Regions from separate parts of the Homo sapiens genome. Here region 1 is linked to region 2. A link is a contact called in ENCODE POLR2A ChIA-PET data. All regions are on one chromosome and are shown on one strand. The core of a region is the stretch at or near the end of the contact, and the rest is flanking DNA. Distances in the headings are between cores, read along the strand shown.

What was found. ChIA-PET counts read pairs that join two places held with the same protein, here RNA polymerase II (POLR2A).
Region 1: POLR2A ChIA-PET joins it to region 2 with 11 read pairs in activated CD8-positive, alpha-beta memory T cell. The contact joins the enhancer-like site here to the promoter of SNHG7 in region 2. POLR2A ChIA-PET finds 5 or more read pairs at or near these places in 4 of 52 experiments (AG04450, HEK293, activated CD8-positive, alpha-beta memory T cell and 1 more).

What each region holds. Positions count from the first base shown.
Region 1 is chr9:136,925,954-136,930,971 of GRCh38, reverse strand. It overlaps TRAF2 (TNF receptor associated factor 2), which reads right to left. Exons shown (of 11, transcript NM_021138.4): 11 at 4,365-5,018. Among named protein-coding and RNA genes, the nearest start is that of FBXW5, 16 kb to the left of the region's middle. Within about 2 kb of position 2,155, at least 7 of the 41 ENCODE cell types and tissues checked have a DNase peak (open chromatin) inside an H3K27ac peak, as active enhancers do.
Region 2 is chr9:136,726,527-136,730,529 of GRCh38, reverse strand. It overlaps SNHG7 (small nucleolar RNA host gene 7), which reads left to right and starts at 2,346. Exons shown (of 5, transcript NR_024543.1): 1 at 2,346-2,649; 2 at 3,444-3,484. LOC124900276 (cuticle collagen 2-like) reads left to right here and starts at 2,346. Exons shown (of 5, transcript XM_047424334.1): 1 at 2,346-2,649; 2 at 3,444-3,484. SNORA17A (small nucleolar RNA, H/ACA box 17A) reads left to right here and starts at 3,651; the gene lies at 3,651-3,783. RefSeq lists an enhancer at 999-1,148 and silencers at 1,596-1,765, 1,919-2,598.

The sequences.
Region 1 (5,018 bases), core at 906-3,405, 200 kb before region 2:
GCGAGAGTCTGTCTCAAAAAAAAAAAAAAAAAAAAAAAAAAAAAAAAAACTCTATCTCTACTAAAAATTTAAAAAATTAACCGAGTGTGGTGGTGTGCCTGTGGTCCCAGCTACTTGGGATGCTTGAGGTGGGAAGACCTGCTTGAGCCTGAGGTCTCGAGGGTGCAGTGAGGTAGGATTTGTACCACTGCACTCCAGCCTAGGCAACAGAACGAGACTGTGACTGTCTTTAAAAAAAAAAAAAAAAAAAAAAAAAAAAAAAGGGCAGGGCAGGGCAAACGAAAAAAAAGAGAAAAGAAAACGAAAAGAAAAAAGGAAGGAGGGAGGGAGGAAAAAGGAAAAAAAGAAAAAGAGAAACAAGAATAAAGTTTGGCCAGGTACAGTGACACATGCCTATAATCCCAGCACTTTGGGAGTCCAAGACAGGACAGTGTGAGACCAGGAGTCTGAGACCACCCTGGGCAACATAGTGATATTCTGTCTCTACAAAAATTAAAGAAAATAAGCTGAGCACGATGGTGTGAACCTGTAGTCGCAGCTACTTGGGAGGCCTAGGTGGGAGGATCACTGGAGCTCAGGGGTTTGAGGCTGCAGTGAGGTAGGACTGCGCCATTGCGCTCCAGCCTGGGTGACAGAGCAAGACCCTATATCTTAAAAAGAAATTAAAAAAGAATGCTGACAACACAAAGTGCCCACAAGGATGTGGAGCAGCGGGAACTGTGGCTCATGCTGGCATTCCACAACAGGCTACAGCTATTCTGGAAAGTGCTTGGCAGTTTCTTTTGAATTTAAAAATACACTTACTGTGTGATCCAGCAGCCCCACTGCTAACTACCTTAATGAAATAAAAACTTGCTCAACAACCTGTACACAAATGTTTATAGCAGCTCTATTCAGACCTGCAAAACATTAGAAACAACCCAAACACCCTTCAACAGGTGACGAGACAAACTGATCCATCCATAGAGCACTACTCCAAAAAAAACAAAAAAAAAAGAGAGAAAACAAATGCTGATGCACGCATCCTGATCAGTCTCAGCGGCGTTCTGCAGATCTCGCTGCTCCCAGCCACGCATTGTAGGACTCCATTATGGGACCTTCTTGGAAAGACATAACTACAGTGGTGGAGGACAGGTGTGTGGCTGCCACGGGTCGGGGTGGTGACTATGGGGAAAGTGGAACAGTCTTCTGAGATGGCAGGGCTCGCCTGTCTCCCAGGTATGGTGCTTACCCACATCTGCACAGGTGTGAACATCCATGGAATTGAATGTTCCATGAACAAAACAAAAGAACAAATCAATTTTACTACGTGAAATTTAAAAATGTTATTAGGGGCCAGGTGCAACACCTGCAATCCCAGCACTTTGGGAGGCTGAGGTGGGCAGATCACCTGAGGTCAGCAGTTCGAGACCAGCCTGGCCAACATGGTAAAGCCCTGTCTCTACTAAAAATACAAAAATTAGCCAGGCGTGGTGGCTCACAGCTGTAATCCCAGCTACTCAGGAAGCTGAGGCAGGAGAATTGCTTGAACCTGGGAGGCGGAGGCTGCAGTGAGCCGAGATTGTGCCATTGTATTCCAGCCAGGAAGACAGAACGAGATTCCGTCTCAAAAAAAAAAAAAAAAAAAAAAAACACTTCCTGAGGGAGATGTAAGGTGACACAAAAGTTCGGCAATTCCTCCAAGAGCTGAACAAGCGGCCCAGCAGCTCTACTCCTCGGTATAAATATTCAAGAGAAATGAAAACAAATACACGTCCCCATAAAAACTTGTTCACAAATGTTCACAGCAGCATTTTCAGAGTAGCCAAAAAGTAGAAACCACCCAAATGTCCAGCAACGGATGAATGGATAAATAAGGTGTGGTGCATCCATACAAGAGATTATTCAGCCATTAGAAGGAATGAAACTCCAATGCATGCTGCAACACACAGGAACCATGAAAATATCTTGCTGAGTAAAAGCAAAGGCCACATTCACATGAATGTCCTGAGTAGGCAAATCTATAGAGACAGAAGGTAGGTTTATGGCTGGCTGTCAGGGGCTGAGCGGGAGGGAACAGTGACTGCTAAGGGAAGGTTTCTCTGCAGGGTGATGAAATGTCCCAAAATTAGGTAGTGACGATGGTACCTCTGTGGGTTTGCACAGAGCCTGTCACTTCCCCAGAAGGCCATGAGGCGGCTGGGCCAGGCCTGCCCACGGGGCTGCTCCAGAGCATTTTGTCCCTCAAGGGCCTTGGTCTGCTTCGTGGGAGCCTCTTGGTGTGGCAGCCAGTGCCTAGGGAATTGTTCCGAGTGCAGACCTCTGCCCCTTCTGCAGCCTGGAGCCCGATGCTGCTCTCACTGCGTGGGGGGTGCGGTCCTCAGCTCTTCCCCAGGTTCTCCAGACCTCCATCTCCACTGCAGGGAGGTGAGGGCCAGGAGGACCATCCGGCTGCTCTGGCAAAGGACCTCCAAGGTAGCTGCTCTGCCCCGTCTTTCAGTTGATCCACTTTTAGACTCTGCTCCATGCCAGGGCCTCCCGGTGTGGCCAGCTTCCCCCTCAGCCCTCTTCTGCTCAGCAGCCACCCACCAACCCACTTCCCACCTTCCAAAATGGGTTCAAATCCTTTGTGGGATGTTGGCTTCTTCCCCATCTTTGTCCCTGGGGGAGGATTTTTTTTTGGTCCATTCCTCTCATTTCACAGTTCCATTTCGTTTTAAGTGAGAAGAGATGACCTCAATCAATCTGTTTTAACAAACTGCAGTGACCCAGCAAAACCTGTCACATACAAACAAATCCCCAAATATAGAAGCCCAGTATGTTAAAGACAAAACTTCACAATCATTAGACGAAAACATGACAGTGGTTTCCAGCCTCAGGGAAGGTCAGGATGTTCTGAGTCGGTCGGAAATAGCACCATTCATAAAGGATAAGATCAGCTGATCATGTGTAAGGCTTAAGCTTCTGCACATCAGGAGCAACAGAAACGCAGTTCAAAGACACAACCGAGAATCCGTAATCAGGAATATCAGGAACTCCTACCAACCAGCAGAATAAGACCCAGACCAACAACCAGAAGAAAAATGAGAAAAAGACATCAACAGGCAATTCGCACGGGAGAGAATCCAAGGGAGAGGTAAGCGTGGTAAAGACGCCTGACTCCGCCGAGTCATCAGAGAAACGCACGTGACAGCGATGCCACTTCACTTCACACACAGCACGCTGCAGCATCTCAATTCCAACAACACGAAGCACGGGCAGGGATGGGAGGGATGGGAGTGATGGGAACCCTCCCCCTGGTGCTGGTGGAAGGACCGGATGCAGCCCCTCTGCAAAGCAAGCTGGCAACTGCTAAAAAGGGGAGGCCTAGAAACCACCAACCCTCCTTCCAGGTTGACAGGAGACCCACGAGAGCAGGTCTGGCTATCTCCAGTCACCAAACCCTGAAGACACGGGAAGAGACTGGAAGGTGCTCTCTAGGGAACTCACACACGGCAGTCAGAATCCACCATGTAGAGTGCCCAGCACAAGATGCATTAAAAGTAGCCAGGCTGAGTCAAAAGCCCAGCTACCTGCAGCTGACCCAGTGGATGGTTTCTGCATTTTTAATGCAATATTCTTATTTGTGAATACAGAAACGTACAGATGCAAAATTCTAAAGCCCAAAGAGAACCGGAACGCCTCAATTCCCGCCACGTGGCCTGGGGAGCTGAGGTGAGGCCGGGAAAGGGAACAGCAGGGCTCTGCAATGCTTGCTCTTTAGGCCCAGTACACACTCACGGAACACAGACAATGCCCGTCGGTCAGCTCCGTGCCTGAGTTATTTTCTGTACTTTTCTGTGGTCAACTTCTCAAACTACAGCAGTGCGTGAAGACGTCGAGAGGGGACAGCACTTTATCCTGGACCCCGATACAGATGCCCAGTAGGTCCCAGCACGGCTGCCCTGACACCGAGTGTGAAGCCGTGCCTACGCCTGCCTGCACTGTCCCAAAAACACACCACAGGGGCGGTGCAGCCAGGACCCTCGGTGTGGCCAGGACCCCCCGGGTGCAGCCAGGATGCTCGGTGGAGCCTGTGCACAGAAAGGCAGGACCAGGGCTGGCTCATCCTCATTCTGCTCTCACAGGAGTCCCTGGGGAGGCCCAGGAGAGGAGATGGACAGGGAAGAACATTCCAGAAGAGGGAACAAGGCTCGAGAAGAGGGAGCTTACATCAGGTGAGGAACAGAGAACACAGCCTGGCTAGCTAGAGAAGCAGGCAGGGGCTAGGCACCCCGTGGGGAGGGGTCTGTGAGAGGAGAGGCCAGGAGGACCCGCAGAGGGTCACCACTGCCAAGGCTGGAAGCCGCAGGCAACCTGGAATCAAATGGATGCCACTGACCACAGAGATTTGAATGGTTTAATAACTCTGTCTTCGTGAGCTGGATGGCAAGCTCTCACACTTTACCCGCAGGCTGTGCTGTGCACCTCCCACACAGTGGTCTGAGCAGAGGCGGCGTGGGACCAGACCCTCTCCCACAGCCAGCCTGGCCAAGGTGGCACAGACCAGAGCTCTGTGCAGACAAGCACCCAGGGGTCTAGGAATGCTCCCTTCTCTCCAGGGGCCAGAGGGGAGAACCAAGCTGCTCAGCCTTCCTTGCTCTGGCCAGCAGGAGGCCCTTCTCCTGGAGCAGCCCTCGTTTCTGCCTGTCATGCCCGAGGGACACAAGGCCATCCACTGTGCTCCTGCTACATGGGCACTGCTGGGATGTGCTCCCACTCTGAGTGTCCCCCACCCAGGGCCTCTCCCTTCACTGCACAGGACAGCAAGGGCAGCTTGTGCTGGGAAGCACCCGAAGACCCTCGGCCAATGCCACCACAGCCCTTGGCTAAGACCGTCTGCCAAGCCCCTCCGCAGTCTCTGAAATCTGAGGACTGGCTGGTGGCTCCTTCCCCCGTGACAGTGAACTTGGCTGCAGGCCGACACCCTCCCAAGCGCCCAAGCGCGGCCCCTGCCCACTTGTACAGTGAGACCCTGGCCCAGCGTGGTGGCCCCTCCG
Region 2 (4,003 bases), core at 1,097-3,596:
CACAGAAGTGCCATCTACCTACCCTCTGACCTCTGTCATGTGACCTGGGGCAGGGGATGTGACATCTCCACCTTCTAAGTACCCCACTGTCATGGGGTAGCTCCTCTCTCAGGTGCTGGGGCTCAGGTCCTCTCCTGGGTCTCAGCAGGTCATGGTCTGCTCCGGGGCTATGCATACTGGTTTCAGTAAGTGCTTGGTAGATCTACCCCGCAGCATGGAGCAAGTGCTGGGTCGGGTGCAATGGACTCAGTATCTCTGAAGGAGGAGATGTCTCTTGCCCTCTCTCCACAGCTAGAGCTTTCACTAGCTACAGAGCTACAGCCAACTCCTGCACCAGCTCAGAAGGTAGAGCCAGCTCCGGCTACAACTCGGGTGCTAGTTCCAGGATCAGAGCCAGCTCCAGCAACAGCTCCAGCAGCACACCCAGAGACAGGGGCAGCTCTGGTCACTTCTGTGCCGGCTCCACTATAGCTCCAGCATCCGCCCTCTAGCCAGGACCAGTTCCAAAACCATTTGCATGGTTAGGGCCAAATATCAGCATCAGGTTCAGAAAAAGAGCCAGGGCCAGCATCAGCTACAGGCCCAGCTTCAGCACCGCGGCTCACACCAGTGCGGGTTCCTGTACCAGCTCAAGAACTATGGCCACAGCCAGCACAACTCCAGATCTCACTCCAGCTGCCGCACCAGCTCTACCACCTACTCCAGAAACAGAGGCAGCTCTATCACCAAATCTGGTGCCACCTCCGGTGACTGCTCGGGCACCGGCTCCAAAACCACTTCCAGAGTTTCAGCCAGTTCCAGGTGTAGACCTCAAGCCAGTGCCAGGTTCAGAGGAAGGGCCAGCTGCAGCACCACCTCCAGAGCCAGAGCTGGCACCAGATATAAAGCGATGGCTGATTCCACAACCAGAACCAGAATTAGAGGCAGCTCCAGAGCTACAGCCATCTCAGACCTGCACCAGCTTCAGAACGAGAGCCAGAGTTCCTGCCAGCTCTAGAGCGAAATCCAATCAAGAACCAGCTCTAGCACCATATCCAGAGCTAGGACCAGCTCTGACACTTTTCCCAGGGCAAAGACTAGCAACAGCAACACAGCTAGAGGCAGCTCCAGAGCATCGGTCCCCGGGGCAGAGCCAGCTTGTCTCCAACAACCGTGTCAGTGCTAGGACAGAGCCTGCACCATCTCTGGAGGTGGAGCCTGCTGTGGTGCCAGCTCCAGCCCCAACACCAGAGCTAGAACCCAGCCTGCTGGTGGGGCCACACAGGGAGGAGCCTCAGACCGCGCAGTTGCAGCCCAGTTGCAAAGTGTCCTGGGGTCCTGCGCTGGGGCTTTTCTTAGGAGCCCTGGGGTGTTTTCTGGCTTTGCAAAGGCAATGAAAATTTGAGTTGAATTTATCACCAGCTCCTGCTCCCTCTAAGCCAGTACCCGAGCTGGAGCCAGCTCCTATGCCAGCTCCCGCACCCCGGCCTTCCTGGCCTTTGCCTGTGGCTGCAGAGAGCAGGCTGAGCCAGAAGCCTCATCTCCTGGTGTCCCCTCCAGGCCTAAGGCTAGAGCGGTCTGCGCTGTGCAATGCGGAGGCTGCCCAGCCCCAGGACAGCAGCGCGGCCTTCCTCCCGGCCCCTGCGGCTCAGGCCTGTCATCCCCTGCTCTGGAGCTCGCGTCCTGGTCCGAGTCCCGGCGGCTCCACCGTTCGCAGCCCGGCGACCGCGGCGAGTCGCTTGGCCGCGAGGCCTCGGTGTCCCGCCCTGCGCGGTGACCGAGGTCCCAGGACACAGCGCAGACAGGGCGCTAGTCAGGCCTGGCCGCGGTAATCCCGCCTGCCGGGACCCTCGCCCGCCTCAGCACTCATTAGGCGCCTGGTGTGTACCCGCGCCCATGGCCGACACCGGCAGAGCCCCTGGTGGGGAAGGGACGGAGCGCGTCGCGGGAGCCCCATGCTGCCCGGGGTGGGCGCTGCTCGACAGTCACGGGAGCCGCCCCAATGGCTGGGACCACCGGGACCCACGGGCTCGTGGAGCGTCCTCCTGACCCGGCCTGGGAATCCTCCGCGAAAACGGGGAGCCGCGCGTGTCCGTGGCGTGCCCGGCACCCGGCGGGTCGGAAACGGCGCGGCCCTGGCTGCTGGCCCCGTGGGGCGGTCGCGGTGCAGGACACGGGTCACGGCGCTGCCGCTGCTCTGCGTGGCGAACCCACACGCCCGCCCGCCAGCCACTGAGCAGCGCCCACGTGCGGGCGCGGGGAGCTGAACGGCCGGGGACCGCTGGGGGGCGCTGCTTGGGCGGGGCGGATTGACTCTTGCGGGCCGCCGTACGCGCTATAAAAGGCGCGGCGCTTCCCTTCTCGTCCTCTGCGTGCGCCGGAGGCTGCCGTGGCGGGTGGGCCGCCTGACTTCTCCTCCCGGCCAGTTCTCGAGCGCCTCACCGGGCCTCGCCCTGCAGCCTCGCTCTCGCTGGCGCTGCGCGGCCTAGGGGACTGGGCTGCTGGCCTCCGGGTGCGGGGTGGGGGCAGGCTCCGACCTGGGGCGTCCTGGCCGCGCGAGCCGCGGGATGGGGGCCCGGGCCGCGGAGGAGGCGCCGCTGGTGTGTCCCTTGGTGGAGAGGGCGCTGCCGGCCCTGCGCGGTTTCCAGCCAGGAAGCTTCGGGAAGCCTGGTGAGAGCTGAGTGCGCGAATTCGGATCTTAGAGAAAGGCACCCCGTTCACCCACGACCCTTCCGCTCCTGCCGCTGCTTCCCTGAGTCGCTCAGGCTGTGGGAAGATGTTTGTCGGCATCTTTGAAAAATTGATTTCTTATGCTGCGTCAGGTGGTTTCCTTGTCACTGTGGCTGCTCAGCGGGAGGCTGTTCTGGCGGGAGGAGGACTGCTCGGTTGTCTGGTGGGCATTCCGCCTCGTGGTCCTGGTCCCTTGATACCTGCAGGGGATCAGCAGCCCGCGTTTCGTGGCCACTGTGTTGTAACTCCAACTTCCCCTCCCGCAAATTAAGCGTAGAGTAAGGGGAGAGAGTAACATGGGTCGGATTTTTCTAGAACGGCCCTTGTGACAGTGAGCTTTTTGGTGGCAGGGAGCTTCTTTGGTCCGCCTTCCTGGAGACCAGATGCAGCAAAACGCAGTCTTTTTCTTTTCGAGACAGAGTCTCAGTTGCCCAGGCTGGAGTGCAGTGGCGCGATCTCAGCTCACTACCACCTCTGCCTCCTGGGTTCAAGCGACTTTCCTGCTTCAGCCTCCAGAGTAGCTGGGATTACAGGCGCCAGCCACTAGGCCAGCTAACTTTTTTTTTTTTTTTTTTTAGAGAGACGGGTTTCACCGTGTTGGCCAGGCTGGTTTTGAACTCCTGACCTCAAGTGATCTGCCCGCCTCGGCCTCCCAAAAAACGCAGTGTTTATGTGATGCTCCTCTGTGGTGTTTGCAAGATTTATACAAAATTGCGGTTTCTTTTTTTCTCTAGGACGTCTGCTCACTGGAGATGACACGTGCGTGGGGTGTTGGGTAAGTTGGTGCATTGGAGCTGGAACAGGGTCAATCCTCCAATGTAACTAAGCCCTCCTGTGCAACATCTTAAGTGACTGGAGGGACCAGTCGGTCTTGTGTTCACATTGAGGCTAGAAGCTGTCTCCAGGGGAGTAAAAACGGATTATTTAGTCTTCAACAGGACACTGCCCCTAGAGGCGTTGCAGCTGTGGCTGCCGTGTCACATCTGTGTCATTAGGTGGCAGAGATTAGAGAGGCTATGTCTACGCTCAGCGTTCTGCCCCGTGAACGTTTGAATGTTTGATAGTCTCACACTCCTGTTTTGTGGACAGGCATCTGTTTTCCTTCGCTGGTATCTGGGAGAGAGGGTGGGCCCTGTGAGTGGGCTTTCTAACTCTCGCGCTGGGCTAGGCTGGCCTCTAGGGGTCTGAAGGGATAGTGGGAAGGTGGAGGGTGCCTTCACCAGGAGCAGCCTTCATGAGTGAGTTTTAAGAACCTGTGAGGATCGGTCAGGTCAGGTGAGGTACGCGCTGGATC